Linked DNA regions of Homo sapiens: region 2 is linked to region 1. The links are chromatin loops, found by intact Hi-C in ENCODE. Cell type or tissue: breast epithelium. All regions are shown on one strand. Links, peaks and the distances in the headings refer to the core of each region. The heading gives the core; the rest is flanking DNA.

Region 1 (2,825 bases), core at 194-2,693:
CAAACCTATCACCATTGCTGAAAAAGAAGCCACCTCAAAGCACATGTCTCACCTTTCATGAAAAAGGACTGCTATGGTTTGAATGTGTCCCCCAAAAGTTCATGTGTTGGAAACTTAATCCCCGATGCAATAGCATTGGGAGATGGGGCCTAACAAGAGGTGACTGAGTCATAAGGGTCAAGTCCTTATGAGTGGATTAACGTAGTTATCACAAGAGCAGGTTGTTATAAAAACTAGTCCAGCCCCTTGTGCTTTCTGTCTTGCCCTTGCTTCCGCATTCCACCATGGGATGACCTGGGCCAGATGCTGGTGCCGTGCTCTTGGACTTCAGGGCCCCCAAACCATAAGCTAAATGAACTTCCTTTTTTTAAAATTTAACTTTTATTTTAAATTCAAGGGTATGAGTACAGGTTTGTTATATAGATAAACTTGTGTCATGGGGGTTTGCTGTACAGATTATTTTGTCACCCAGGTATTAAGCCATTAATTATTTTTCCTGATCCTCTCCCTCCTCCCAACCTCCATCCTCTGGTAAGCCCCAGTGTATGTCCCCTCTATGTGTCCATGTGTCCTCATCATTAAGCTCCCACATAAGTGAGAACATGCAGTATTTCTGTTTCTGCATTAGTTTGCTGAGGATTAATGGCCTCCAGCTCCATCCATGTTACCTCAAAGGACATGATCGCATTCTTTTTTATGGCAACATAGTATTCCATGATATATATGTACCACATTTTCTTTATCCAGTCTACCACTGATAGGCATTTAGCTTGATTCTATGTCTTTGCTATTGTGAATAGTGTAGCAATGAACATATGCATGCATGTGTCTTTGTAATAGAATGATTTATATTCCTTTGGGTATATACCCAGTAGGGATTGCTGAGTCTAACTGTATTTCTGTTTTTAGGTCTTTGAGGAATCACCACACTGTCTTCCACAATGGTGGAACTAATTTACACTCCCACAAACAGTGTATAAGCATTCCTTTTCCTCCACAACCTTGCCAGCATCTGTTATTTTTTTAACATTTTAATAGCCATTCTGACTGGTGTGAGATGGTATCTCGCTGTGGTTTTGATTTGCTTTCTCCAGTATCAATGACAAGCTTTTTTTTCATATGATTGTTTGCTGCATCCATGTCTTCTTTTCAAGTGTCTGTTCATGTCATTTGCCCACATTTTAATGGATTTTTTTTCTAGTAAATTTAAGTTCCTTATAGATGCTGCATATTAGACCTTTGTCAGTACATACTTTGCAAATATTTTCTTCCATTCTGTAGGTTGTCTGTTCACTCTGTTGACAGTTTCCTTTGCTGTTTACTTTAATTAGATCCCATTTGTCCATTTTTGCCTTTGTTGCAATTGCTTTTGCTGTCTTCATCAGTAAATGTTTGCCATTTTTATGTCCAGAACGGTATTGCCTAGGTTGTCTTCCAGGGTTTTTAGTTTGGGGCTTTACATTTAAGCTTTTAATCCATTTTGAGTTAATTTTTGTATATGGTATAAGGAGGCAGTCCAATTTCAATCTTGTGTATATGGCTAGCCAATTATCCCAGCACCATTCAATGCATAGGGAATTCTTTCCCCATTGCTTGTTTTGTCAGGTTTGTCACAAATCAGACAGCTGCAGGTGTGTGGCCTTATTTCTGGGCTCTCTATTCTGTTCCACTGCTCTATGTGTCTGTTTTTGTACCAGTATCATGCTGTTTTGGTCACTGTTGCTCTAATAATTTGAAGATGGTACCATGTTGCCTCCAGCTTTGTTCTTTTTGCTTAGGATTGCCTTGGCTATTCAAGCTCTTTTTTTTGGTCCCATGTGAATTTGTAAATAGTTTTTTTCTAGTTCTGTAAAGAATGTCAATAGTAAACTTCCATTCTTTATGGACAGAATACCTTATGTGTGGTACTCCATTATAGTATCAAAAAACAATCTAAGACAAGGATCAATAGATTGAATTAAAGAACACATCTTTACTAGAAATGAAAAAGTCTTTAAACAAAGTATGAGTATTTTCAAGATATAGTTCTCATCCAAAGACATTTAACAAAGAACTAAAAAACTGCATAGAACCGTTTCTCTATTTCAAAATATACAAACTACAATCTATATACTAGAGCCCTACCCCTACCAATAATAACTAGGGAAAAGCTCAAAGGCTCCCTAACCCTGACAAAGCCTGCTGAAGATATGCACGGCCTCCAACATTCCCATTTCCAAAGTCCCACTGCACATCCTACCAGGCATATTAAAATGTACCCACATCAATATTGAATATTTGTAATATACAAAACTGAATTACAAGTAATAGTTATCTTTCATAAATTTTTTATTCTCTTTGAACCCACTCCAATAAGGTTTTCATCTCCACTTCTCCAGTGACACAGCTCTTGTCATCATCACCAATGACTCCCCAGGTTGCTAAATCCAATGAGCAACTCTCAGTCTTCACCCTGCTTGACTTCTCAGCAACATGTGAGCTAACTGATCCACTCTTCTGCTGGAGATATTTTCTTTGACTACAAGGACATTTTTCTAATTTTCTTCCTATCCTCTGCTTGCTCCTTTTTAATTTTCTTTTACTGATTCCTCCTTATCAACACAACCTCTAAAAGATGAAGCATCCAGGTTTAGCCCAAGACCATCAACGCAATTAGAAAAACAACTCATAGTTCATTCTTCCATTGTGTAGATCAATAGAGTTCACAATATCTTCTAGTGATAACATTGTTACTCAAGGAATGGAGACACTTAATTGGGTTCACTATGTTGGAAAAACGTGCATAATTACTTTGGCTTAAAACACTTCTTGGATTATGTGTGTGA
Region 2 (2,825 bases), core at 193-2,692, 580 kb after region 1:
GCTTTTATTAGCCTTTTGGTTATTTTCTTCAGTTATTTTTATTGTGAGGTTTTTCACAAAGAGGCCGAAGAGATTTTTTTTTTTTTTTACCAACTCGAAATTACTCCATGTATGTAGTGATGACACTTTTAAGAACATTAGGCCAGACAGGGAGGTCCTGAAATCGAACTTCTGCCAATAATTGATTTGTTTGTTTTCAAAGGCAAGAAAACCTCTGAAGATATGTATGAGCACTCCACAATTCTTTTTGTTTTATCTATACTCTAGGTCAGCATTTCTCAAACTCTGCTCCCACGAGTTTTCCATAGTTAAATAAGTTTGAGACTCTCCATTCTGAACAGGCTGCAGGTAGTTCACATTGTATATTGTATCAATATGCCTATGTATACACATCCTGCAACAAACAAAGCCACTTGATTCAATGTAGCATTTTCCAAATTTGTCTAACTTTGGAAACTCTGTTAGAGTGCCACACAAGTTTGGAGAACACTAGTTCAGGTAGTTATTAGTGAATAAGTTAGTAAGTAATTGTTATTCATTTCTTGTCTATGTAGATTAGAATACCTAAAACTATGCCTGCAGCAAACCTATCCTTAAATCTTAAATCTTGCATTAATTCTTAAAGCAAATGTTAAAAGTTAAATTTATTTTATTTTTTAAACATTAAAAGTCAAAGAGGTAAAAATAATTAACATAAGTTTTGTAGTATTTATATGTATGGACTGGAATACATGTTGTCCCCCTTTCTATTGTAAATAACTCAAAAAATGATTTTAGGCATGAGGAATATTAATGTAATATAATTTTAAAAACCACCACTTCATTCTACTTTAGACTACTTTTAGGTTTTGTATACATGATACCAAATGACTGGTCTAATTGAGTTTTTCATTAATCTGTGGTATACAAAAATAGATTGTTTTAAAGATACTTTTGATGAGCAGAAAAAGACAATATGAAAAGCTTAAAACTTTAATATTGCTCTGGGGACAACATAGCATAACAACTTATGAAGTAAATGCTTGTTTAATGCATTCCAGGTTTTGCTAATATTTTTATATTGACATTTTGGGTCAATTTTTAACCTTAGAACAAGAGTTATCTATAAAATGGCCACCACAGTGTACCTACACTATCAGAGACCATCTAGGTTTTGTTAAGCAGCATATCTAATTCAGCCCAAAGGACATCTCAAAGCCAAGATCATTCCCCTGGGGTGTTCTCACAACCCTAAACTGGGCCCCTATCCTAAACTGAGACCTAACTCCAAGTGAGATTACCCAAGAAACCTAAGCAAAATATATCTAACAGCAGGTTTTCTTTTTTCTAACTGCATCTGTGTCAGGGAAATCATCATGACATCATTTCACTTTTGTTTGGCCCTGGTTTTGCCTTCTTTTTAAACTATCCAGGCCTAAAGTGCAGCATGTTGGCCATGGGTCTAGTCACAATCCCATCTGCCTGCTTAGCTATCTTCTCCTTGACACCCTCTGACTTTCTCCATAGAGCCCCTCCCTTCCTGTCCACTACGCTTGCCCTCCCCCAGTTTCTTAGACCAAACCTTCAGATCACCAGACCAACTAACCTGGCCACACCCAGTTGAGATGAGTCAGCCTCCACAGCTGTGGACCAGACCAGCCTGCCAACCGGGAACCTGATGCTGCTACCCCACCTACCAGAGTTACACCTGCACCAGCAGTGCCCGCCACCTCCCCCCACCCCAGCTGTGTTTAATTGCAGACACTTTTTTATTAAATAACTGTAGAGAGGGAGTTTTCTTCATTTTGGCTGATTCATTTTAAGCTGCAAAAGCAAGAAAACTTTTTTTGAGTGTCTAGTCATGAATAAATAAACATCATTTACTTTTCCCCCCTCCTCAACACGCCTGTCTCAAGAAACTCATCCACTCCGTGGTTTCAATTCCTGCTTGTACCTGATTGTCTGAAACAGATCTGGTCATTTCAGTCCCCTTCCTCTTCACAGTTTGGTCCCAGACTCTCTTCCCAGCCCTGTCACCTGTTCAGCTCACCCTCCTCCATAGCGTCCATATCTGTATTCTAACCCTGAGCATCCTCCCACTGTATTATAATTGCTTCTGTGAGAAATCTTCCACTGAACCCTAATAACTCAATTCCATAGACTGTTTCTTATCTATCTTCTTTTACTCCGTTTCTGTACTTAGTAGAAGTTAGATAAAGGTTGGTTCAATGAAGAAAATAATCAGTAGAGGAAGACTAATAACTAGCAATATAACCCGGTATTTTAAATTTCTCAAATTAGCCTGACAGTAATCATTAAATTTGAAAGCCTGTATTTTATACTTTTTGCTAAAATGTACTGGGCACTTACTACATGCAGGCACTGCTCTAAAGATTTTTACAGCATTTTCTCATTTAATCTTCATAATCCACACATCTTCCTGTGAGAAAACTGGAACACAGGAAGATTATGAAGTCACACCCGTTGTAATTGGCAGGGTCAGAGTTTGAATCCTGGCTGTCTGACTCTACAACTCACATGTTTAACTGCTGTTCTGTTCTACTTTCTGATAAGCCCAGGAAGCATACCTATAAAGCACAGTTTTATGAACTTACAAACTTCAATGACATAACAAATAGCTGGACTCCTTTAGTTCTCGTATATGAAAATTACTGAGAAATTGAGTCATTTTTCTCCTAAGATTCCTTGTGACAAAATAAATTTAGAAAAGAAATTGTGGTGCATGAGGAAAGAGGTGACAAGTATGTTGAATATTCCACAGACCAGATCATCGGAGGTATAGGCCTAATTACCTTACCTATATAATTACCTTACCTGACAGAGAT

Evidence for each region. Hi-C counts contacts between places; a loop is a spot of excess contacts. Peaks named below come from ENCODE experiments on the same cell type or tissue, not always from the same donor. Only the 100,000 strongest peaks of a DNase experiment are listed, where the experiment ranks them.
Region 2: it touches region 1 in a loop (24-fold over the local background); 8 of 110 quality-filtered maps call a loop at or near these places.

The regions. Positions count from the first base shown.
Region 1 is chr14:51,661,306-51,664,130 of GRCh38, reverse strand. The region is part of intron 1 of FRMD6 (FERM domain containing 6); the gene reads right to left. Among named protein-coding and RNA genes, the nearest start is that of FRMD6, 11 kb to the right of the region's middle. In breast epithelium, for the core only: no CTCF peak of the experiment used is centred there; no DNase peak of the experiment used is centred there; H3K27ac peaks cover 66 bases.
Region 2 is chr14:51,085,911-51,088,735 of GRCh38, reverse strand. The region is part of intron 1 of TRIM9 (tripartite motif containing 9); the gene reads left to right. Among named protein-coding and RNA genes, the nearest start is that of TRIM9, 7.8 kb to the left of the region's middle. In breast epithelium, for the core only: no CTCF peak of the experiment used is centred there; a DNase peak (open chromatin) is centred at 1,654.